Regions from separate parts of the Mus musculus genome. Here regions 1, 3, 4 and 5 are each linked to region 2. A link is a loop called in an ENCODE intact Hi-C map of the cell type or tissue named here. Cell type or tissue: left cerebral cortex. All regions are shown on one strand.

Region 1 (5,000 bases), 92 kb after region 2:
ACACACACACAGAGCAAAACTTTCATATCCATAAAACAAAATTGAAAAGACATTTTTTAAAGTCAGAAAGAACCTTGCTTCAAAACCCAGTATGTAGCTTCGAGCCAAATAACCCTGAGCCAGTGGGTTAACAGCAGCAGCAGCGTGGCTACTTCATCTATGAATCAGGGAAGGCCCTCCGCTCATGAGTGACAGGACACACGGCACAACTGACACTTGTTAAGAACTTAGGAAGCATTTTCTGTAGCAACAAAAGAGCCCTAGAGGTAAGAGCCATGCCTTGCCCCCTATGAGCACCTAGACATTTGGTCCGTGCCTGTCTCAGTTCGGCCATCTTTATGCTTCTGTGGTAATTTACCTCAGCTCTAGAGCAGAATCTGGGCCTTTAATCTCCAGGTACTTACAAAGAAGACTCAGAAGAAGAGTAGAGCGGGAGTCTGAAACCATCATCTTAAAGCTGCTGTGTGCGTGACCCTGAATCCTTTGTGTCTTCCTTTAGCATACCTGCTCTGTCCTATGGAGCTCTGGCCTGTGGCCCTTGAAGCCCTTGCAGGCTCCAATGCTTCCTTCCTTCAAGTGCATGTGTCTCTCCTCATCATTCCTGTCTAGCCACTCCCTCAGGGTGGCTTCCCACTGGGGGCTGATTTTTTTTTCACCAACAAAAGAAAGCTACCCAGTCATAACCTCTGGCTCCAGCAAAGCCACGGAGAGCTGGGGCAAGCAGATAGAAGAACATGATAACCCAGCATGGTGGTGCACACCTTCAGTCCCAGCACGTGGGAGGCAGAGGCAGGGGAATCCCTTACGTTTAAGGTCAGCTTGGTCTACAAGGCAAGTTCCAGGACAGGCATGGCTACAGAGATAAGCCATGTCTTGAAAAATCCAAACAAAAAGCAGAAGAAAGGCCTGGTGAGCAGCGGCTCAGCCTCACACACACCCCCCCCCCCCCCCCGCGCGCTGCTCATCAGCCACGTCTTTTTGCAGGAACAGGAAGCCACCCACCACCATGAGCAGCACTCTGTCACCCACTGACTTTGACAGCTTGGAGATCCAGGGCCAGTACAGTGACATCAACAACCGCTGGGACCTGCCTGACTCAGACTGGGACAATGACAGCAGTTCGGCCCGCCTCTTTGAGAGGTCCAGGATCAAGGCCCTGGCAGGTACGGGAGGGGCAGGGAGGCGAAGGGATTGGTAGAGGTGGGTTTCTGAGCTTGCGATGGAGAATCCTCTGTCTTTATGGGAAGACTTGCCTCGGTCTCTAAGCTGCTGCTCTGAAGAAACAGGTACCGACCCCTGGTCACCAGATCCAACCTCAAGGACAAACCCCATGCAGTGTACAACACCCCCTAGTTTTCTTCTCCCCTAGCCTGGCGATGCCACACACATTAACCCCTGGAAGGAGCCAGCTGGGTAGATGAGCATCTACCTGCATCGGGTCTCTGCCCCTGCAGTGCTTTGCCTTTATATCTCTAGTTGTCACTTCTGTCCCCATCCACTTCTCCCTCCCCTCCCCTCCCAACGTTTCCCACAGCTGTTCCACTCCTGGCTCATTATCTTCCTGGCACTCTCCCCGCCCTCCTACCTGCTGCCTGTGACTCCAGTTATTTTATTTACCTGTTCCCTGAAGCAGTTCTCTCAGCAGCAGCCCTCCCATTCTCTCAGGGCTTGTGCTCCACCCACCCCCTCGGCCCCTGCCCTCCCCTATGGCCAGGGCTCTCCCCTTGGCTGAGCTGGGACAAACAAACCAGTCTGACTGGCCTCCTGCCTGGGGGGGGGGGGGGGCTGTGGTCATAGCAACAGGAGTGCAGCTGCCACCTGACACCACCACCAGCCTGTGGCTGTTTTGGGATTGACTCACCTACACACCCTAAGGCCACCCACCCAGGCTGCCTTCCACAATCATCCCACGGACCTGCCCGTGGCCCAGCCAGTTCCACTATGGGAGCTTATTCCTCATTACTTCCACACAGGGAGTGATTTCCCAGTGGGGCAGCTCCCAGCAGAAGAGTTTTGGAGGCCCAGAGAATTTTTTACAAATACCAGTTCTCAAGAAGGACATGTAGTCCAGAAACTCAGGACTCTTAAAAGCTTTCCGGACAATGGTTCCAGCTCGTGGGGTTCATGGGTCACTTTCTCCTGGCATCTTCCTAGCTGGGACTGGAGGCCGGCTGATGAAATACTCATATTAGTACTTCAGTAGCTCAGGGAAGACAGAAAATGTGGGGCGTGGAAAATGTCACCCCTGTTGGAGAAGTGTGCCTGGCAGCCTGGGTTTAGATTCGGGAATCCTCTATCCGCTCGCTCTCATTGATGTTATGGTGCACATGCTACCCAAAACGTTCATGGTATCTGCAGTGACACATAACTCCCAGAACTGTCACTGTATCAGGACGGGTCACATGCCAACCAGTGTGATCATGAGCTCTATGTGCACATGCTACATGCCACCCAGTAAATTTGCCAAGTCTAGTTCATATGACAGGTGCTACCCGAAGCTCTCACGACGTCTGAGCACGCCACATACCACTCAGTACTGCTACCATGCCCGAGCATTTGACACATACTTCCCAATATTGTCAAACTCTGCACATAAGACCTGTACCAATCAGAACTGTTACAGTGCACGCGCACGCGCACACGCAGTGTCTCATTGAGTGTTTATTCCCCTGGAGAGGCATCTGTGAATGGCCATGGCTTTGTACAGTGCCACTCACTCAGTAGGTGCCAAATAAACCCTAAATAATTAAAACGAGGAGGAACAAGCGTGGGTTAAGAGTGACAGAAGCAGAGGCCTAGGAAGAGATAGGAAGGGCCCTGATAACGTGCCCAGTATTAGGGTGTCCGGGGCTGGGATATTGACTGAGGAGCTGGTGGGCTGCGGGAAAGGGCTGGTACTGGAGGGCAGTCACAGTACTTACTCCCCAGAGGAGGCCATAGGGGTCAACACCTGGCTTCTCTTCCTGAATCTCCTTGCTTCCGCGTTTCTCTGCTCTCAGGGCTGAGATCAAAGCTCAGCTATCCCGGAACAAGCCCACCTAGAGATGCCCAAAGAAGCTGGCCCACCTGCAGACCTTCTGAAAGCAGGAGTTTGCTTTGGGGCCCTCTCTGGCAGTTTTCCCCTAGTCTTGGGCAACTAGTAGCCTGACGAACAGGTCTCTGGGTGCTGGCAACTCCCTCCTCCGCCCCTGCAGGGCCTGGCCATGCCCCAACTGGCTCCGCCTCCTAGGCAGCCTGCCCCTCCCCCGCCACTGTCCGACCTGTTTGTCTGGAGCTGCCTCTGTCTCCTCTCTCTACAACCAGGTGTGCCCCACTCACTGTCTCAGAAGCTGAGGCATCCCATAACTTTTTCCCCACTCCTTGAAACTCCCAGCATCCTTGAAACCACTCCACCCAGCCAGGTACGGAGGAAGCCTTTTTCTGGACGCCCCCAGCACAGGCTCAGGGGATACACACTCGGCCCCGGCAGGGGAGCATGGACTCTGGGCCACAGGCTGAGTAGGAGGCAGAAGCAGGCACCATGAATACAAACGGAGTGGGCAGGGTCCATGGGAACGGCCTGAACGGGGCTGCTGAGTTTTACTATGAGGCTGTGGAAGGGTCTCAGAACCCTGGGGGCGTCCTGCTCTCACCAGCTGCCTTCATCAATCCTGCTCAGTATGCCAGTGTGCTGGAAGGACGCTTCAAACAGCTTCAAGGTGAGTTTCCCTGGACAGAGGGCGTCCTGGTGTGCCCAAAGGGGCCCAACCTGGGGCAGGAAGAGCTTGCAGACCCAGAACCCATGCCTACCGCTTTCTGTGACTCAAATGTTTCTGTTGAGGGACAACGTGGTGAAGCCCAGAGGGAATCACTAACCGTATTCTGCCAGAGAATGCTGGCATGTGGACAACTGGAATCCCACTGGATCAGACTGGGGGTGGGAGTAGGGCTGCCATAAGGGGTGTGACCTTGAGGTGCCCTGCTGGGTGCAAAGGTGGTGTGGATGGAGGGTTAATGTCTTCAGCCAGAGAGGCCACAGCACTCTCCCCTGGCAGCTCACCCTCATGGTTTGGCCATGCTGGCCTTGTTAAGGAATGGGAGAAGGGCAGTGGCCTCAAGGCCTAGGACCTAGAGCTTTTGTTTTCCCGGGCTTCTGAATGGGTGTGAAGGGAGGCTGAGTGAAGAATGGCAGCGTGTGTTGGAGGAGAGGGTTTGTACTCACAGGTCCCATAGATGCCTCAACAGCAGTGTTCATCGTGGCCCAAATAAGTTTATTTCATGCTATGTGTGTTTAGGGATGATGTGGGTGTCTTGTGGTGCTACACTTTAGTGCCTGGATTTACCAGGTCTTTCTAGGTACAGTTTCCATTTTTAGTCTACCTGTATGCCTCACACCAGTGGGCCGGGCATCAGGGAGGTCTCCCTGGGTTCAGTAATGGCTAGATGACTTAAGCTGTCTTCAATTCATAGGGCCTGGAGATCCTAAAAGAGGGAGAGTCACCATGGGTGATTAGGACCCCAGGTTTGGCATAGGCACAGGACTTGGAGATGAGAAAGTCAGGAATGGACTTGGGTGTGTGGTTGCTCTATCAGGGAGGTGCACAGGAATGTGAGATTAAGGGATGAGTCTAAATTTCTGAGGTGCTGGGGCTGAGTTGGGGACAAATGGAACTCTACACTTCCCACTTGGGCTGAGTCCTTTCTTGGGGCTCTCAAAGGGCAACTGGCAGGAATCCTGGCTTCCAGAGTAGTTTACAGTACAAAGCTTACATCTTCCCTCCACATTTACAAAGTCTGTGATCATCAGTTTCCTGTGCAACCTGACAGCCCTTGCCAGGGCTCCCCTGGGGGTGAGGCCTCCCCACCATGCCTGTCTTTCTTGAAGGTTGGCACTCAGCTCTGCCTGAACTGCTCCCTTGAACCTGCAAGTTATTATTTCTTTTTGTTCTCCCCCTCCCCTTTTCTTTTCCCCCCGAGACAGGGTTTCTCTGTAGCCCTGGTTGTAGACCAGGCTGGCCTCA
Region 2 (5,000 bases):
TAGCTCAGGCCCGCACCCGCCCTGCTCTCGCTGCGGTACCTCCAGGCCGCCCGCAGGGCTAGCTGCCTCTGCCGCCTGGGCCCTGCCGTGGGCCGCTTGGGTCTGCGATCCTCTAGCAGTGAGGGAGACCTCGGTGAGCTCGCGGTCGCGCGTGGCGGATTTTGGCGGGCTCCGGTCTCTTGCTGAGCCCAGAACTCGCGATTCTTCCCTGCCATGGTTGGGGCTGCCCCTCTTGGGCCTCTTGTTTTCTGCTTGCCCGATGGATTCTAGGAGAGAACAAGCCCATTTCATCTTACTCCCGAAGATTTGTGCCAATGCTACAGAGATTGTTGGGGCAGGGGTATCGTTCTAAATTAACTCTCCCGCTCCACCTTTCCGGATGAAAACATTTCAGTACCTGACCTCCCATGATAGGCGACATCTAACTTTCCGCCCAAACTAGGTGATATGCATTTCAAGTTCCTCTCTGAACCTAAGCTTTGCTTCGGGCAATAAGCAACTCAATCTCTCTCTGGTATTGTTCTAGGCAGTTACTACAGAGGCAGCTTTTTGTTGTTGATGTTCAGACAGACTCTCTTGAAACCCAGGCTAGCCTTAAAGTGATCATCTTGCTTCTAACACCCAAGTGCTGGAATTAGACACTCGTGAACATGCTTTAGCTCAGCGGTTCTCAACCTGCGGGTCGCACATCAGATACTTACACTGTGGTGCATAACAGTGGCAAAATGACAGTTAATTAGTAACACTGAAGATAACTGTATGGTTGGGGATCACCACAGCACGAGGCACTGTATTAAAAGGTGGCAGCGTCAGGAAGGTTGGGAACCACCATCACTAATCCGTAGTAGATCCAGTTTTGGAAGAACAAACACAGAGGAGGATCAAACTCGGTATTGACAAGCAAACCAACTCTGACACTGAGCTACATCCCCAGCCTCGCAGGTGCAGATTTACAGAGTCTTGCCTTGGCTGATTCCTCCTGAGTCAATGAATGCACGTTTCTCTGGAAAGGCTAATGTGCACATACTAAGTACAACGCACAAGTCCTATTGAGTAGCTTTAAAGTAGGAATGCATGCGGTTGCTACTCCAAGTCCCTCAATCACTGTGGAAGGCGGCCAAATCCCAGGTGGCAGCAGCATGGCTAAAGTGGAATGGGATCGTTGGATAGCTGGACCACTCCACACCATGAATTTTATTTCTCTGGTTTCAGTCCAGGGCTTACCCCCAAAGCTAGAAACTTACCTTCAGGGAATTCCTGGGCAATATTCTTGTGCTGGTCTTTGGTGTTCTGGGCTGAAATGTTTTTCTCTGGAGTCAGGTGCTTTAACAATTAGAAAGACCAAGTGAATTCTGCAGAAGTCTGAATGAACCTTAGTGAGACGTGTGGTTTGGTTTATATGGATGTTTTCACCCTCATCCTCCTAACTCAACAGTCTCTACTTGGCCTCCAGCTTTCAAAGCATCCCCCTTCTGTGGACCCTTGTACAACTCACACTGTAGCCATTCCCAGCATATCCCTGAACCTCAGGCTCTGAAGATGGCACTATTCATCATTTTTATGTGTTTATGCCCATCTTTCTACTCCAGGTTTACCATGTGTATTTGTAACTATGTGAATTATGTGTCTACAGGAGAGGTGGTCAGGTCCCCTGTAATTGGAGTTACACTTTGACAAGCTGCCTGATGTGAATACTGGGAACCAAACCAAACCAATAGCAGCATGGTCCCTCTTCCACACAGCCATTTCTCCAGTCCCTTTTTATTTAGTCTTGGCTGTCTGGAACTCAGTATATGGTGGAGAACAAGCTGGGCTTGAACTTGCAGAGATCCTCCTACCTTTGCCTCACAAGTGCTAGAATTAAAGGCATACACCACAATCCCTGGCCCTGTCTTTTTTTAAATTAAATTCTTTGAGACAGGGTCTCTTATATCCCAGAGCTGACCTTTAATGTCTGACCATCTGTCCCTCTATATACATGTACACTTAGTTAAAAATACATCTTTTAAAAAGTTGAAAAAAATGAGTGTTTGCATGAAAGCTGCAGGAGCACACTTCATAAAATGGCATAGTAGCACATATGTAATCCCAGCACTCAGGAGAGGGAGGCAGAAAGAGCAGGAGTTCAAGATAACCCTCAGCTACATAGGAAGATAAAAGCCATTCTCAGATACACAGTGAGACCCTCCTCCCCGCCCCCACTCCTGTAATGTCTACACCAAGGGGAGGGGAGAAGTAAGCCAATAGAAGGTGGGCGGGGCTTTGGGAGAGGAGCTGGGTTATGTGCGTTCAGCAGTCACAGTCTTGTTTTCAGTGTGATGGAGACCTCTGGGGATTGGGGGAGGAGCACACGGCACAGTGACTATCCTTAAAGCATCAAGTTGACACTTTCAAAGGGAAGTCTTAGGTAAGAATTACACCACAGTACTATGCATTCTATGATACACTGCTTCTTGTTTCCCCCTTTAAGACAGTTTTGCTAGATAGTTCTGTCTGTCCTGGAACTTACTATGTAGGCCAGGTTGTCACTCTGTCTCCTAAATGCTGGGATTAAATGTGAGAGCTACCTGGCATTCTCATTACAGATTTTTATGTTATAGGAGCTCTGCAGTTACAGTTATCATCATTTCTGGGGGATCCCACAGTCTCTCCTCAGATGCACTCACATGAGATTCACTGCATATTAATACAAATTCCAACTTCTAAGTAATTACATTCTGAGGAACACACAGGGGCAAAGATCACCCTCAAAATCCAGCAGAGTTTCGGTTCACTCTGGCCTGGGAAATCTTGCATAGCACACGTCTTTGTCCTTTTCCTTTTAGAAACTGGTCTTACAGAGGGGTGACCCACTTGAGATGGCTAACACTGTGAGCCTTGTATGCCTATCAGTATCTGGGCCCCAAGAGAGACAGCCCAGTCCTTTAGAGAACTGCCATTTCTCCTTAAACTATAGATGGGTTAATTCTATATCTGGTGAGTTGGCTAGTTACCATGGAAACAAAGTAAAAGGGGGGGAAAAAAAACTTGACCTATTGCCTTGATCATGTAGTTTGTAGCTGAAGCCACTGGGGGCCGCTATTGTGCCACCAATGAGTTAACACAAAGTGGCCTCTAATGAGGGAAGGACTAATGACAATGGATCTGTGCACACTCATTCCCTGGGCTTGCCACTCAGCCCTACAGAGGCACAATGTGATCAGGCTTTGAAACCCTGCCAGTTATTAGCCATGTAACCAGCAAGGTTTAGGTTTCACAGTTACCTTATTTATAAGGTGGAAGATAATGACCTAATTCAGAACATCTTTGTTGAGACGGAAATGGAAATACAGATTAGGTATTCTGTAAATACTCCTTTCTTTCAGCATCATTGAGTTAAGTGGGCCACAGATGGCCCTGAGGCTATGAGCCACCACTAGAGCCAAAAGGTAAAGAGCTCAGATCAGTTCTTTCCGACTTCACTGGGATGTCAGAGAGGTCCAAGCAGAAGATCTCAAGAAGCAGAAACAGCCCAGAACCTGAGGGGATCTCCTGGGTTCTAACGATGGCTCAGGCTGTGTTCTCAAGGTGTTCCTGGTTGAAGTGAATGAGGCTGCACCCTTTCCAGTTTGCCCACATCCTAACACCAAGAGCCTGTGAATGTGAGATTATTTGGAAAAAGGGTCTTTGTAGATATAATTAAGGATTCAGAGATAGGACCATACTGCATGCAGGACTCAGGCTGGGCCCCCCTAAATCAGAAACAGTTGGGTAGGAAAAGACTAGGTGAAGATGGGGGTAGAAACTGGAGTTATGTAAGCCACAAACTAGGAAACCAGAGAGACAGGATGGATTCTCTCCCAGTGCATCTAAAGGAAACACAGGCCTGCTCATGCCTCGATTTTGAACTTCTGGCCTCCAGCGCTATGACAGAATAAATGATGTTTTTAAGTCACTAAGTCTCTGGTAATGGCTTACAACATCTCTAGAGAACGAATACCGTGTTTAGAAGCTTCGCTTGCTTGAGGTGTGGCCATCAGCTCTCCAACTAGGTGAAAGCCAACGAGATTTAGTGAGGCCTGCACACAGGTTATGACAGAAGTTGTGAAGGGAGCGTTGACAGGCTCTGCTTTGTGGGCTGCCCTGCCTGAGCACCAGCACCCCTCCAACAGGTAAAAGGAGGTACAAAAGGGAGAACAAATGCCCACGCTGTCCTGAAGGTCCTGCTCTTTCTGAGAGTGGTGAGAGACAATGCGAGGGGCTGGAGAGAGCGCCTGCAGCTCTTGGAAAGGGCAGGAGTTTGGTTTCCAGGGTCTCACAACACCTATAACTCCGACTCCAAGAGATCACATGTGCGGATCAATAGTTCATTCCCTTTACGGTTGAACAGTGCTCAACTATATAGATCATCAACCTGTTGGGAGTTCTAACAAATACACAAACAGGCGGTGGTGGTGCATGCCTTTAATCCTAGCACTCGGGAGGCAGATGCAGGCGGATTTCTGAGTTCGAGGCCAGCCTGGTCTACAGAGTGAGTTCCAGAACAGCCAGGGCTATACAGAGAAACCCTGTCTCAAAACAAAACAAAACAAATACACAACAAAGAGACTATGACCATGGATGCACTTGTTTCAGTGTGACACAGTGGGTAGCTAGGCCAGATAAGCATATGTGTAACCCCCCAAACCTGTCAAGTTGTCTCCCAAAGGACTTCTTATCTACCCCCCCCCCTTTTTTTTTTTCAAGACAGGGTTTCTCTGTGTAGCCCTGGCTGTACTGGAACTCACTCTGTAGACCAGGCTGGCCACGAACTCAGAAATCTGCCTGCCTCTGCCTCCTGAGTGCTGGGATTAAAGGCGTGCGCCACCACCGCCAGGCTTCACCCCCTTTTCGAGATAGGGTTTCATCATGTTGCCTGGGTTTGGCACGGGCTAAACAGTCTTCCTACCTCAGCTGTCAGAGCTGGGGCTACAGGCACATGCCACCATGCCCATTGGCCTTTTTATTCCCCGAACATGTGA
Region 3 (5,000 bases), 330 kb after region 2:
AGATCTCCAGCACCCATGTTAAAACCTGGGACCAATGTAAAAATCACTGGACACAGCAGTTTACGTCTGTAACCCCAGTACTGGGTGTCCAGCAGGGACAGAGAGATCCTTCAATTGTCCTGCCACATGAGTTAAATTGATGAGTTCCAAGTTCATGAAAGATCCTGTCTCTAAGATAAGATGGAGCATGATCAAGGAAGATATCCAGTGTCAGCTTGTAGCCCCCACACTAACAAGCACGTGAGCACCTGCACAATTACATGCACACTGGTAAATAAACTCATTTCCCACACACCACAGGGAGTGGAGGAAGAGGGAAAAATTGACTGGTAGAATTTTTCAGTGGTACAAGTGCTCATAAGTCCCCCACACTCCTGCAAGTAACTCCAAGAAACTCATTAATTCTCAAGCTAGACTTGCCATAATTTTTTTTAATGTGGTGATTCCCTCTCCATATGAGGAAAATAGACATTTCTTTTATGCCTCATTAGAAAAGTCACTGGTATCATACCAGTTGCCAGCCTGGTCTACAAAGTCAGTTTCTAGGAAAGCCAGGGCTACACAGAGAAACCCTGTGTCAAAAGAAGAAGAGGAGGAGAGTAGGAGAAGGGGGGGGAAGAAGAGGATGAGGAGAGGAGAGGATGTGGAAGAAGAGAAGAAGGAAGAGGATGGTGATGAAGAAGATGAGGAGGAGGAGAAGGGAGAGGAAGATGAGGAGGAAGAAAGAGGAGAGGAGGAGGGGGGAAGAAGAAGGAGGAGAAGGGGAAGGGGAAGGAAAAGAAGAAGAAGAAAGTCATTCAATATGGGGTCTACCTTCTTTCTTTCACAGAGATCCTCTGATGGGATGGATTCTCTATTTTGGTATAGCACCACAGAGAGCCCCAGCATGTCAGTTGTCCTTGCCCCAGCTTACAGAGTTATGCAGGGAGGATGCAAGGGACGTTTCAGGAGCTTGAAGCTGCTGAGACCCCTTTCTACCAAGCAGTTAGCTCCTGTGGCAGGGGTGTCTCTTAGGGCGACATACTGCTCCCACCACCACCACAGCACTGGCTCAGGGATTTCACTGGGCACAGAAGATGGAGATAAAAATGAGGCCTTTAGATCCTTACACAAAGGACCTGACTTTCTTTGCCAGCAGGTTGTAGGGAAGTTCAAGTCTACAAACATTTTCAAAAACAGTGGTGGGATGGGGTTAGGAGATGGTTCAGTGATTAAAGTGTTTCCTGAAAAAGAGTCAGGGCCAGAGGCTGGGTCTTAAGAAACCCAGGTAAATGCCATCTGGGCATGGTGACATCCCTGTAGTTCCAGGCCAGCATAAGAACTCCAGAGCAAGCTGGTTAACAAGATGAACCACTGGCAAGCTCTTAGTTTGAGTAAGAGACCCCACCTCAGAAGGGCAATGGAAGAGGATCTTAACATCAGCCTCGGCCCTTCTCGTGTGTGTACACATGTGCAAATCCACACACACATTCACCCACACACACGCAAAAACGTACATTGCACACACAAGGAAATGGTAGAGGAAAGAAAAAAATGGAGGTTTGTGAGAGGCGGTTTAGAGGAAGATGATAGAATTTGAAGTGGTATGCTACATAATAGGCTGCCTGGTTGTCTGGAGAGGAATTATTTTTTAAAAAGGAAAAGAAAAGGAAAAAAAAAAGAAAAAAGAAACTGGAGAATTCCCCTCGAATCTGAAGGATCGCAAACAGTGAGTTAGTGGATAGTTCCTTCGAAGTAGTCTCAGTCTGGAGACTGGATCAGAGAACTTTATATCCTGAACTGTTGGAGAAAATAATGGAGCATTCAACCTACAGTTATTGGAGCTTTGCAGCCACGTGTGGTCAGGAAGAGTCTGTGAGTCAAAGAGTCCTACCAAGGCCATTGCTACTACCCTAAAGTGCCTAGATACACAAGATTGCTCTAGGGAGGGATAATAAAGGCTTCAAACACCACCTGGCTCAAATACCATTCCCTAAAACGCAAGTAATAATCAGGAATCCTGGACAGAATAGAGCGGGATGCGGAGTTCTGAGACACAAAAAGTCATCTTCCAATGAAAAAATGAAAGACGGGGAAGCAATAAAGTATGCCTAATAAGCTAGTGGAAAATCAGGTTTGACTGGGATGAGAATTCACAAACTTAGCATTTCAAAAGCGCGGGGAAGAGCTTTTCCCTTTGTATAAATAGCGGTAAATGCCTTCTTGGTTCAACGTGTGTTACTGAGCTGTCACAACAATTCTGAAAGGTACCTATAATATTCGCGGTGTCAAAGATTTTCATAGGTAACAGAAACAGTAGCCTAATCCTAGCTCTAACTCTTTGTCTAGCTATGAATCAGGTTCATAGCCAGCAAGAGCAGCAGTCTGCCATTTCATTTCCCGTCTATAATCATATTGCCTTCCATGAAAAACCACATGAGGAAACAAAAGACTCAAGGGATTTTGCATAACTTGCTCCATATCAAACGCTAAGATATCACTGTGTCCAGCAGATGGCAACCCAGAACACGGCCAACAGCAGGCGCAGGATAAGGCGCTGAACTACATACCCACAATGCTGTGCGGAGACTCAAAGTCCCGAACTCCTGTTTGGCTGTCTAAGGTGATGCCTGTGCGCACCGCTGAGGGATTGTGTGTACTGAAACCATATAGGTTCTCGTCCTGCCTTCAGAGCGCAAAGTTCAATTAATTCTTAAATTCCGTAATTGGTCTTTAGTTGGAGAGCTGTATGCCTGAAACAAGACTGCTCTTTTTTGGTCTCATTTACCCTAGCCGAACACGAGGGCCCTTCACCTCTGACCCAAAATGGCCGCGCCCAGAGCGTAGTTCTTTGCTTCTCCGAGGCGAGCTAAGATTAAAATCCTACATCATGTCCAAGCTAAGCCGGGCCACTCGGACCCTCAAGAAGCCCGAGGCCGGCGGCGTGATCCGGTCCATCGTGCGAGCAGGCCAAGCTATTCCTGGGCCTCCACTAGGTCCCATCTTGGGTCAGGTGCGGTGTGCGGAACCCGGCCTGGGAGACGTGGGAGAGTGCGCTGGAGCCGGGGAAGTCTCCTTTATAAACGTTGTCTCCACTATTCACACCTTCAGGCCTTATGTCCTTGTATTACTTACGGAGCCTCTTTTGACCTCAGCACCTCTGACCCCCAAGTTGGCTAGTTGCTGATTAAGTGGTACCTTGTGGACGAATTGCCTGGCACCCAAAGCTATAGAACCAGAGTAGAAGAAATATAACAACACACACCCATACCCCCGCCCCCCCCCCCCACACACACAAAGATGAAAGGACAGGGGCTCCTGGTTGGTAGAAAGCCTTCAGCTCCCATACTTAACTTTGTGTATGCGTTCCTTATAGCGAGGTGTCTCTATCAACCAGTTCTGCAAAGAGTTCAACGAGAAGACAAAGGACATCAAAGAAGGCATTCCCCTGCCTACAAAAATTTTTATAAAGGTAGAGAGACCCATTCTCCCATATATTTCCTTGGCCCTTGAAACTAGTCACTCTGGTTGCTTCTCTGACTCTTAACTTGGTTGCTACCTTCCACTTATCATTTAAACAGAAGCCTAGACCATAATTTCTCTGAACTGGCTTGATCCTGCCATATTGTGGTTCTTACCTCTCATCTCACTGGGGCTTCCAGAGGAGATTTGGGCTAGGAATAAAAATGGCAGGGATGTGTGCTGTAGATTTGTTTTTCTGTCTTTTGTGGTGTGCAAGTTGGTGGGAGAAGGAAAGGGACATTAGAAATGTCTTGGACTGGATAGAAAACCAAGAAATTCTCATGTATCTTTGTCTGTTAAGCCCGACAGGACATTTGAGCTCAAGATTGGGCAGCCCACTGTTTCTTACTTTTTGAAGGCAGCTGCTGGGATCGAGAAGGGGGCCCGGCATACAGGTAAGGACTAGAGTGGGCACCTGAGAGTCTGATGTATCCAGAGAAATGTAGTGGCACTTGAAGAATTCTTTGCTCCTTCTTCCCAGGGAAAGAGGTGGCAGGCCTGGTGAGTTTGAAGCACGTATATGAGATTGCCTGTGTCAAAGCTAAGGATGATGCTTTTGCCATGCAAGATGTGCCCCTGTCTTCTGTGGTCCGTTCCATCATTGGCTCTGCCCGTTCCCTGGGCATTCGAGTGGTGAAGGAGTGAGTATCTTGAGAGGAATCCAAGTAAGTTCTTCATTTGGGAGGAAAGCTGAGAAGGCCCATTACAGTGAGGTGGTTGGGCTTTATTTGTTCTTCTTAATTTATAGCCTATGTTAGTTATGCATATTAAGCTTCATTGTGACATTTTCATACATGTCTAGCAGATTCTAGCAGAAGGATATGGGTTGAAGCCTCATCTTGTTTGGAATATATTTCATAAGCACCTGTTCTGTCCTGGACATGGATCTGGGCACTGGCTAGAACCAGGAATGGCCAGTAGTGCCTGGCCACTCTGGAGAAATGTGTAGTCCTAAAGGCCGACCCATACATAGAGGCCTAGACTAGCAGGTGTCAATGTTATAAAATCAATGGATGTCATGCAAGCAGAGAGGAGATTTCCTGCTTTTACCTGATGTGTCATTGAGGACTCTGAGGGAGGTGACATGGAAACTGCCCAGGAAAAGGAGGGTAAGAGAGCGTAAGATTACAAGGAGAGGGAAGGAGCTGAAGCTAAGTTCACTCTGGTCGAGGAGTCTTGTCTAGAGGCATATGGGATGTGGCCTGAGGGAGGGACGAGTCAGAAGGTTCCCTTGTCAAGTAGGAGAGCATTTGCCCCAGAGCGCAGCAGAGACAGGAGCAGGGACAGTCATCACTGGCCGCTTGCTGCTGGTGTCATTCCCTACAGCAAGACTGGCGTCAGTTGTTCCTCACGGGGGTGAGGTTAGAGCACAGTTTTCCTGGATGGTTTAAATCCTTAAAGTATGTAGATTTGTGGCTCAAAGGAAGGCCTAAGAAATCCCAATGGTATAATAGAGGCCACAGGTTAGGTAGGACTTTAAGACAGAGTCAAGGCAGAGG
Region 4 (5,000 bases), 120 kb after region 2:
TTTGCCTAGCATTTATAAGGTTCTTTGTTCAATGCCCAGGATTGCAAAAAATAAGTGAAAAGATCCAGAGTAGAATACAGTGGGTGCCAAAAGGTGGAGTTCCCAAAGCCTGGGCACTAAGCAGAGATGAAGGGATGCACTGGGGCCATCCGTGGAAGGAAAAGAGAATGTGAGCAAGCAGAAGGAGTAGGTTCCAGGGAAAGAGTGATGATAAGCAGAAAACCAGAAGTGTGAGGAGGACTGGGAGCAAGGAGGACATCAGCCTGCCTGGAGCACAGAAGGCTCCTGTATGACAGAGTATGGCAAGGCAAAGGTAGGACGAGTGTCCTGGGCAAGATCAGAAAAAGCATGAATCACTATGCTGGGAGCGTGCTAAAGGCTTTGAAGCAGCACCAGACAAACCAGCCTTTGATCCTCTTCATCCAACAGTCAAATAAAATAAAGGCCTGAACAAAGCATTTGAGTTCATGGCCTCAGAAGCAGACTCCGGAACCAGAATTTTGGAGCAGCCCAACTTCAGGAGAGGTGATCCCCAAAACGCCATGGAGGGGAGCGAGAAGATGAGACAGAAGAGAGAGTAGTCCAGACAGGATTCGTTAGAGTAAAGCATGTCCTTGGCTTGTGTGAGGCCCAGGTTCGATCCCTAGTCCCACGGAGTGGGAGAGGAGATGCGAGTTCCCTCATGCCAGAGTTTGCAGCAGGCTGCTGGAGCGCAGAGCTACTGGGGCACTCTGAGAGACGTCAGAACCTGACGCAGTGCTACCCCACCCAGAGCACAGAGTGGCTGCGTATCCATCCGTCACCCCTGTCTGCCACTGGTTGGGAGTGAGTGCTTCTGACTCACCACTCATGCTTCCTGTACTCCCATAGAAACATGTCTTCAAGCTGAGAGGCTGAAGCTGGGAAGACCATGTGAGATGTGCTTTAGTGCAAGGGAGGAGACATGAGTTAAGAAACATAAAATGACAGCACATAATTAAAGTCTGTGTGCAACATAATAGTAGAAGATTCCAAATGGCTTTAAAGGTTTTTTTATTTAGACAGGATCTTGCTGTGTAGACCAGGCTGACGTTAAACTTATAGCTTCCCGTTTCAGTTTCCCAAGTGCGAAATTTCAGGCATGAGCCACCAGGCCCAGCTTGCAGTGGCTTCCTAAGTAAGGGAGGGTCGAGTTAGATTGATCTTGAAAAGGGAGTGGAGCGTGGTCAACAGTAAAGAGCAGTGTGGAAGGCTTTCAAAACCTCTGGGGAGAGACTATTAATGAGCCTGCCTCACACAGGACGTTAGAATTACCTGGAACATTTCAGCTCTCTATTGCTCAGATCCCTGGCCTGTGATCAGCCTGCAACATTCAGTGGAGTCTGATTTTGACACTTACACATCTTTTGTCTTGTCACCTAGGAAGGGCGGGAGCTGACTCTTGAAAAGCCAGAACTCAAAGTCGTAGTGTCAGAGAAGCTGGAGGACCTGCACCGGCGCTGGGATGAACTGGAGACCACTACCCAAGCCAAGGCCCGCAGTCTTTTTGATGCCAACCGGGCAGAGCTATTTGCTCAAAGCTGTTCTGCCCTGGAGAGCTGGCTGGAGAGCCTGCAGGCCCAGCTGCACTCAGATGACTATGGCAAAGACCTCACCAGTGTCAACATTCTGCTGAAGAAGCAACAGGTATGCAAGGGGCCTTTGGGGAGATGAACAGTCAGACAACCTGTGGAAGAGGGTGCCTAGCTTTTGAAATTCAGGAGGCCTGGTAAATGTCTCATAGCATTTCTGACAGTGATCATAATTAAAGACTCCGTCACAGTCTATTAGGGCTGTGTATCAGTTAGGGAAGTCAGGAGACAGGCCACACTAATAACATGGACAAGGAAACGTTAGCTTAACAAAAGTACTCATTAGTAAAAGGTGTTATTACTAAAGGTGTTATCTCAATCTGTTTCTGTTGCTACAATACAATTCCAGAGACTGGGTGATTTATTTTTTTAAAAAGTTTATTTTGGCTTGCAGTTTTGGAGGAACAAGGGTGTAGTACCAGTATCTGCTCGGTTTCTGATGTGTTGTAAGATGACAGAAGAACAAAATGGAAATTAGCTCATGTGAAAGAGACAAAACCCAAGAGGCAGCGTCACTTTACAACCTGTTCTTGTAACTAATCCAGTCTCGTGGGAACTATATAAATCCCTTTAATGGTCCACTCATCTTGTAAAGGCCCTCTACTGCTTGTCAACACTTTACTTTGAGGTCCAGATTTCAGCATAAGTTTTGGAGGAAACAAATTACAACTTAAGCCAGATCAAGTCTAAAAAGAATTTTACAGTTGGTGTCAGAAAACCTTTTCTCTGTAAAGAGACAATAGGACCACCAACAGCTCTGTGTGTAAAAATGTTTATCACCAAACCTGACTATTTGAGTTTAGTCTCTAGAACCTGCATGGTAGGAGAGAAATCCATATACACCCACAAATTAATAAAATACATATTTAAAAAATTCAGCAGAGCTAAACAATACTTTACATTTTGTAGGTTATATGATCTTTGTCACAGCAATTCAACTTTGTCTTTATTATAAATAAATGAATGAATGCCCAATACTACGAGGAATGCGTCAATATACTTAATTTAGTAAATAGATTGTATTTGTTGATTCCCTGACCCTAAGAATCCTGGAATAGCAGGATTCCTTTCCCTGGAGGGGAAAGAGGCACTAGATCCCTGTACTCTGAAAAAAAAAAAGCCCAAGCAAAAAGCTAAGCATGCCTGCTCCAGTGTTTTGTGCTTTTTCCTCTAGCGCCCTCTTCTGACAAGGCTGCCAATTGTACCAGCTTGGGAAAAATGCTTATGGGGGGCGGGGGCGGGGGGGTCTAGGTGAGCATCTCAAAGAAGGCTAAAGTGGATTTGTGACTGAGAGACAATGAGTTCATAATATGCACAGTTGTCACATAGTCCTGGCATTTTTATAAAGAAAAAAAATTGTGTGTGAACTACCCAGACCGTAAGAGGCTGTTTTTCCCGTGGGGAGGCCCCAGGAATCAGAAATCATGGCTGGTTTGATACAGGCTTATGTCTTAGGAGTTGAAGTAGAAATGTGCACTGATCTCTCTTATCTCCTCACGTTTGCAGATGCTGGAACGAGAGATGGCTGTGAGAGAGAAGGAGGTAGAGGCGATACAGGCCCAGGCCCAGGCCCTGGCCCAGGAAGACCAGAGTGCAGGGGAGGTAGAAAGGACCTCAAGGGCTGTGGAGGAGAAGTTCAGGGCCTTGTGTCAACCCATGAAAGAACGCTGCCGGCGCCTGCACGCCTCCCGGGAGCAGCACCAGTTCCACCGGGATGTGGAGGATGAGATAGTGAGTCACGGGCATGGAACGGCAAGCTGCTCCCAGCCGTGTGGCTCTCGGGCCCACTTCCTGGGCACTGGGATGTTCATGGATGTCCTGCAAGGCTCCCTGGCCTCGAATGAGATAGCTCCCTTTACACACACAGTTGTAGCTGTAGACAGCTCCTCTCTGCGGCTCTATTAACCTTTTTTTTTCTCTCCAGTTGTGGGTGACTGAGCGGCTTCCCATGGCCAGCTCTCTGGAACATGGCAAGGACTTGCCCAGTGTCCAGCTTCTCATGAAGAAAAACCAGGTGAGGCCAAGGGCAAGGGTGAAAACAAAGTTCCCAAGAGCATCTTCTCACTCAGACCTTTGTTTTTTCCCTTGTTTTGTGGTGATGGGAGGTAGAGGGTGAGTGCTGTTGATTGGAGATAAGGCCTTACTATGTATCTTTGGCTGGCTTTGAACTCAAAGAGATCCACTTTTATCTGCTGGGATTAATGGTGCATGTATGCTGCCATGTCCGGCTCCTTTGTTTTTCCCTATGATAGGGTGTCTGTGGCATTATCTTGTTGCTTGTAGCCCTAGACTTGATTTTTCTTCCCCACACTCGGGAGAGTGGCCTCTGTTGATAGGAAAGAATGAGGATTGAAGGGGTATCACATTGTCCCCCACCCACCCAACCGTCCCCACCCACCCAACCGTCCCCCTCCGGAGTCTTGACAAAGAGTCTTTGAGAGGATTCAGAAAAGAGAAGAATGTAGGGAGGGCTGGAGGGCTCAAGGTGGAGCAGGTAGGTCCAAGGGGACACAGGCTTGCAGTTCCTTTTGCAAGCCTTTCAGTGTGTCTTCTGTTGCTCTGGACAGACCCTGCAGAAGGAGATCCAGGGCCATGAGCCCCGGATTGCAGACCTCAAAGAGAGGCAGCGCACTCTGGGAACAGCAGCAGCAGGTCCAGAGCTGGCTGAGCTCCAAGAAATGTGGAAACGCCTGAGCCATGAGCTGGAGCTTCGGGGCAAGCGGCTGGAGGAAGCTCTTCGAGCCCAGCAATTCTATCGTGATGCTGCAGAGGCCGAGGCTTGGATGGGTGAGCAGGAGTTACACATGATGGGCCAGGAAAAGGCCAAGGTGAGAGTCAGAGCAATGGCTGGTTTGTGCGGCCAGTTCTTCTACCCCCAAGCCCCTGCTGCCTGATATTCAATTTCCCCTCTCCCAGGATGAGCTGAGCGCCCAGGCAGAAGTGAAGAAGCATCAGGTATTGGAACAAGCCCTTGCTGACTATGCCCAGACCATCAAACAACTAGCAGCCAGCAGTCAAGATATGATTGACCATGAACATCCAGAGAGGTGAGTGTGTGAGTATCATGAGCCTTGACCCTGGAGGAGAGGAGGGCTGGCTCTGGGAAAGTAGGGGTTGTGACATCTTCTGAACTATGGCCATACAGAATAGAAAGTTGGGAGAAGCAGGGACTTGGCAAGCAGTTAGCAGACAGAGCAGTTAGGTGACACAGAGCAAGCCATTCTCTCTACCTCTGCAGCACAAGACTAACAATACGCCAAGCCCAGGTGGACAAGCTGTACGCCAGCCTGAAGGAGCTGGCAGGAGAGCGGCGCGAGCGCCTGCAGGAGCACCTCCGGCTGTGCCAGCTCCGCAGAGAGCTGGATGACCTGGAACAGTGGATACAGGAGC
Region 5 (5,000 bases), 280 kb after region 2:
TCAAACTCATGGATCGCCCTGTTTCTATTGCCCAAGTGCTGTGATTAGAGGCAGGCACTACCACTCCTGGCCCTCAAATTATTTTTTAGAAAATCATATGTCAGCAGGGCAGTGGTGAGGCATGCCTTTAATCCCAGCACTTGGGAAGCAGAGGTAGGCAGATTTCTGAGTTTGAGGCCAGCCTGGTCTACAGAGTGAGTTCCAGGATAGCCAGGGCTACACAGAGAAACCCTGTCTTGAAAAACAAACAAACAAAGACAAAAAAAAGAGAGAGAGAGAGAGAAAATCGTATGTCTTGGTACTATAAATCCACAACATCTTGCTGTTTAACCTCTGCAGATCATGTTATAAAATTAATGTTCACTTTCCAAATTACTAAGAAATTCTGGGGTTAGAGAGATGGCTCAGCAGTGAAGATCACTGGCTGTCCTTCCAGAGGATCCTGGTTCAAACTCCAGCACCTACACGGCAGCTCTCAACTGTCTGTAAATCCTGTTGCAAGGGATCTGAAACCTTACACAAGCACACACACAAGCAAAGCACCAACGCACACAAAATAAAAATACATCGTTAAAAGAAAGAAGTTGCAACGAAGTGTGCCTTTTTAGTACTGATGAGTTCCAGAGTATGTTGAGCCTCTTTGCAAATCTCACTTCTGAGTGTCACACACACACACACACACACACACCACTCAACTTTCTGATTGCCTACCTTGTACTCCCCATCGCCATGCAAATCTGCCAGTGCTAGAAAACACAAAAGGGTCGAAAAGGAGTCTCAGAATCTCAAAGATTTCTCCATGAAACCGTTCCCTGTTCCTCCCATCCTCCTAGAATCTGGGTGTCCCTAGATATGTCTAGAGACTCACACAGGCAGGAGGAGAAGGTGTGGATGTTGGCCATGGGGTCGTAGTGTGCGTCCAGCCATTTAGAATTGGCTTCGTTGCTGAGAGGGAAAAAAGATAGTTGGAAAGTGAGCCCCATGACGAAATAAATAAATAAATAAATAAATAAATAAATAAATAAAATCTCTAAGCGAGATGACGCCTGAAACAGAGCACGAACATCGAAAGGATAATACCAAGTCTAGATCTGAGCTCAATTGGCGCCCGGAGTGACCAGCCAATCACATACAGATACTTCTTGGCCATCAGCTTTCTTCTGATTTCTAAAGGGCCCTCCCAGAACTTCCACCGCTGCTCGAAAGCAAGAGCCCAGAACCCGCTACCAAGCACCATCTATTCATCTGAGGGAAAGGAAGCGGTGAGGATCCGGGACTTAACCTCTCAGCTCGCCCGCTGTCAGAATCCGATGAAGACGCCGCAGCCATTTTCCCAGGCGTCGCCTTGGCAACCAGCTCAGCCATCGCGCAACACCCAATAGAATCCGGGCATCCGAAAGCACAGGAACAAAGGTTCCGGGGTAAAATTGTCCCGGCTGGGACCAAATAAGCACTGGTTTCCTTGTCCTATGCAATGTTGACTTATGGTTTCTGCATTAAAGACAGGGGCCTGGGCTTTGAGGCCTGGGGAGGAGCGCTTTTTAGGGATTAAGACTAGACTGAGAAACAAATTAATGGGTGAGGATCTCATGTTAGTGTGTTACGGTTCTTTGGCTCCGGAAACATTTGAAAGTACAAGAGTGCTTGCTGCTCTTGCAGAGGACCCTGGACTGCTCAGCACCCACATGGCAGCTCACAATTCTGTAACCGTAGTTCCAGGGCATCTGATGGGGTCTTCTGGTCTCTGCTACCACCACCACACCCATGAAGAAAATGCACACGAACACACAAATCTTAAGAAATATGTCACAAAGAAGAGCTCCGGAACACGTTGTGAGTTTGTGCATTCCTTTGGAAATGATATTCAAAATCTTATTGTGGATTGGAAGCCTAAAGTGATGTAGTGTGCCCTCCCCTGGCTTTGAACTGGAAGAGAAAGAAACATACACTGCAGAGATGGTGGTCGTCATATTTATTTTTCTGGCTATAAAAGTAATACACGAAGAGCGCTGGATTTGGTGAGAATGCTTTGAGCCCTGGCTCTGTCACATGCCACCTGCCGGGTCTAGAACAGTCACTTCTCAGAATTGCCACCTTCCCATGTGGAAAACCGGACTAGGCACCCTGTTGAGCTCCGGCCATAGATGGCAGTGCAGATCCAGAAACTGAGGACATACGGTAAACTGCAAAGTGCTGACAAATGGAAGGGGTTCGCATCACCACCCTCAGCTGAGGTAGCACCAAAGTCCAAGCTCCTGCCCCTCCCTCCCCTGACTCCTAATCACACACAACTCAGAGCTACTGACAGCCCTGGTTTGACAAAGAGGGGAGAGACCACACAGATCTTCTCAAGCCTGGCCAGGTGGGGCCTCCTGGGCCTGGTTCCTCCAGAATCGGGCATCTGCTGCAGCCAGCTGGATAAGAACCTCCTCCAACTCGGGCCCATCCTCGGGAAACCGCTCACAGAAGGAGCGGATGAGACCAGCGGCTGAGGCCTCATACTCCACAAGTTGTACTTCTGAGCCTGGGGGATGGAGAGAAAACAGCAGCACAGAAAGATGTAGTTAGGGGCGGCGAGTTCTGAGCGAGCTCCGGCACAAACTGTCAATGTTCAGGATAGTTATCTAATTACCTACATCAGAATAACCCTGCCAGGAAGGCAGAATTACATGGGGGGAGACTTAGACTTAAATGAATTGCCACTTGACCTCATCCTTCCCTCAAGTCAAGATTTAAATCATGTCTGGCATGGTAGCACACACCATAATCCCAGCACTCAAGGAACTGGGGGAAAAGGATTATTAATTTTAAGGCTAGCCTAGGAAATCCTGGTCTCAACAAAGCCAACATAACCCCAACAATCACTAATAAAAATGACTGATAAAAGCACTCTGTCAGGGCTGGAGTGATAGCTCAGGGGGTTAGAGTACGAGTGGCTCTTGTTGAGGACTCTGGCTGCTCTTAGCCTGGCCTCCCGCACCCACACTGTGGCTCACAATCATCTGTAATTCCAGCCCCAGGGGATCCAATGCCCTCTTGTGGCTTCCAAGGGCACTGCATGCACATGGTACATACATACATGCAGGTAAAACACACATCAAATAAATAAATCCGAAATCAAATTTCAAGTGCTATGTTAGATCAAACAAGATAGTCAAGTTAGATCAAACTGCTTCATATGTCTAGATCGTGGGCAAGTTTCCCAGTTGCTCTCAGCCTCAGTGCCTTGTGGGTAAAGTGGGGCATGAGCACAGAACCTCTCCTCTTGTGCGACGGGGACTGCGTGGGACAGAGCGTCAGTGGGGTGCTCAGTAGCCGCTCTGCACATCTGTGCATCTGACCTGTTAAATGAGCCTGTCTCGAGGCCCCTGGATCACCCCTCAGCTGCTCAACCTTTGCACTCTGTGAAGCCTGTGGCACTGAGGGGTACACAGTGGCTAACATGGCCTAAATTAAGTCCTGGCTCTGTGAAGACCACTTGTGTGTATTTTAGTTCCCAGATGAAACTGATGAGGGGTATTGTAACCAGTCTTCACCAGGCCTGGGGACTTCATTCTTGAAAAGTTCCTTTCTTTTCTTTTCTCTTCTTTTCTTTCCCTTTTTCCTTTCCTTTCCTTTTCTTTTTCCCCCCAGTACTGGGGATAGAACCTGCACCTTATTTGGCAGTGCAAAGCAGGCTACCAGTGAGCCACAGCCCGGCCTATTGTGAGAACACTTCACCCAGTACCCTAGGGCCTGCAAGCCCTCTGCCACCACCATTACCACCACTACCAACTACCAAAGCGCTGGGGGTGGAACCCAGGGCCTCTTAAATATTGGGCAAATGTTCTACCATGGACCACACCCCAGCTCGCCAGTACCTTTGAAAACTCCAACCTGTTCCTCAGGTCTGGTCCCTTCCACCACTTCCCCCCAAGACCTCCTGGACACTCTGAAGCTACAGGTGTGATTTTTATCCAAGTGTTCAGAGCACGGTTTGTCCTTTAAACATGTGTGATTGATATCTCTGTTGAGTTTTTATCCCTAATGGGCTCTGAATTAGACAATGACCTCAGCTCCGTGCACTGCCCCATCCCTCAGTGGCCTCCCTGAACTCCATGTTGCCAAAGCACCAAGAAAGTGAAGCTGAGAGATAAGAGACTGAAGGGATTATTTCGTGTTGAGGGGCTGGAGACAGAATGTCTCAGGAAGGTGCCATTTAACGGGGACCTGACCAACCAGAAGAATCAGACAGACACAGATTTGAGGGACACTGTGCCAAGCAGAGGGTACAGCGTGTACAAAGGCTATCGAGTAGAGTGGCCTTGGTGCATTGGAGAGCTAGGGCACACAAGGTACTGGCACCATGCAGGCAGGGTCAGGGATTCTGAAAATGGAAGTGTTACTTGAGAAGGGGGAACGATCCAGGACATCTCCATCTTGAACGTTGCTGATTCAAATTCTCTTAGGTCCTAGGAGGCCTGAGGTCTGTCTGAAAGAACGTGGCAGAGGGAGCCCTCCCCGAACCGATTACATCATCTGCTCTCTGGAGAGACCTCAGGTAGGTCCAGCAGATGGTGTAACATCCGTTACCTTCAAGGCGAGTGTTGGGTTGAACAATAAGCTTCCGGGACTCCTTGCGCAGCAGTACCGTATCCCTTAGGGTAAGGAAGCACTCTGGAGGTGCGTCAGTGACTGCTGCATAGCCCTCGTACAGGGCCCGCCCCGCGACCACGTCCCCCGTGGACTTCAGCACCTGCAGGAAGGAGGAATCAAGTGCCTACGATGGGAACTCACCTTGCACCCACAGGACTCTGTCAGCAGCCGTGGCCAGTGGTACCTAGCCCTGGGGAGGACGTGCTACAGTTTGTCCTTTATAAAATTTCAGAGCTACCAATCTAATGGCTAAGCTGGGTATGGTGGCACCTATAATCCCAGCACTTGGAAGGCAGAGGCAGGAGGATCAGCAGTTCAGGGCCATCCTTGGCAACACAGGGAGTACAGCCTGAGCTACAACATCC

Evidence for each region. Peaks named below come from ENCODE experiments on the same cell type or tissue, not always from the same donor. Only the 100,000 strongest peaks of a DNase experiment are listed, where the experiment ranks them.
Region 1: a loop joins it to region 2, with 2.9 times the contacts of the local background. A loop is called at or near these places in 2 of 42 quality-filtered maps.
Region 3: it touches region 2 in a loop (2.7-fold over the local background); 15 of 42 quality-filtered maps call a loop at or near these places.
Region 4: a loop joins it to region 2, with 8 times the contacts of the local background. A loop is called at or near these places in 23 of 42 quality-filtered maps.
Region 5: a loop joins it to region 2, with 6 times the contacts of the local background. A loop is called at or near these places in 6 of 42 quality-filtered maps.

Annotation. Positions count from the first base shown.
Region 1 is chr19:4,717,835-4,722,834 of GRCm38, forward strand. It overlaps Sptbn2 (spectrin beta, non-erythrocytic 2), which reads left to right. Exons shown (of 37, transcript NM_021287.2): 2 at 985-1,163. The coding sequence starts at 1,007. It overlaps Gm42061 (a long non-coding RNA gene), which reads right to left and starts at 3,010. Exons shown (of 3, transcript XR_003952887.1): 1 at 2,922-3,010. In left cerebral cortex, no CTCF peak of the experiment used is centred here; DNase peaks (open chromatin) are centred at 1,041, 1,966 and 3,208; H3K4me3 peaks cover 315 bases; H3K27ac peaks cover 1,456 bases.
Region 2 is chr19:4,625,925-4,630,924 of GRCm38, forward strand. It overlaps Gm960 (predicted gene 960), which reads right to left. Exons shown (of 15, transcript NM_001033447.3): 14 at 1,245-1,323; 15 at 1-266. Among named protein-coding and RNA genes, the nearest start is that of Rce1, 2.8 kb to the left of the region's middle. In left cerebral cortex, a CTCF peak has its summit at 3,079; a DNase peak (open chromatin) is centred at 3,083; H3K4me3 peaks cover 570 bases; H3K27ac peaks cover 422 bases.
Region 3 is chr19:4,959,524-4,964,523 of GRCm38, forward strand. It overlaps Mrpl11 (mitochondrial ribosomal protein L11), which reads left to right and starts at 2,783. Exons shown (of 5, transcript NM_025553.4): 1 at 2,783-2,992; 2 at 3,356-3,451; 3 at 3,803-3,896; 4 at 3,983-4,142. The coding sequence starts at 2,870. In left cerebral cortex, a CTCF peak has its summit at 2,499 (motif pointing right); a DNase peak (open chromatin) is centred at 2,559; H3K4me3 peaks cover 1,149 bases; H3K27ac peaks cover 986 bases.
Region 4 is chr19:4,740,932-4,745,931 of GRCm38, forward strand. It overlaps Sptbn2 (spectrin beta, non-erythrocytic 2), which reads left to right. Exons shown (of 37, transcript NM_021287.2): 20 at 1,402-1,665; 21 at 3,117-3,341; 22 at 3,535-3,624; 23 at 4,178-4,438; 24 at 4,527-4,657; 25 at 4,849-5,000. Gm21992 (predicted gene 21992) reads right to left here. Exons shown (of 3, transcript NR_157185.1): 3 at 1,982-3,936. Among named protein-coding and RNA genes, the nearest start is that of Rbm4b, 13 kb to the right of the region's middle. In left cerebral cortex, CTCF peaks have their summits at 2,789 (motif pointing left) and 2,993; DNase peaks (open chromatin) are centred at 780, 2,784, 3,284 and 4,283; H3K27ac peaks cover 971 bases.
Region 5 is chr19:4,905,274-4,910,273 of GRCm38, forward strand. Bbs1 (Bardet-Biedl syndrome 1 (human)) reads right to left here and starts at 1,354. Exons shown (of 17, transcript NM_001033128.3): 1 at 1,283-1,354; 2 at 869-945; 3 at 712-746. The coding sequence starts at 1,329. Dpp3 (dipeptidylpeptidase 3) reads right to left here. Exons shown (of 18, transcript NM_133803.2): 17 at 4,573-4,735; 18 at 1,956-2,524. The coding sequence ends at 2,349. In left cerebral cortex, a CTCF peak has its summit at 3,045 (motif pointing left); DNase peaks (open chromatin) are centred at 920 and 1,319; H3K4me3 peaks cover 973 bases; H3K27ac peaks cover 584 bases.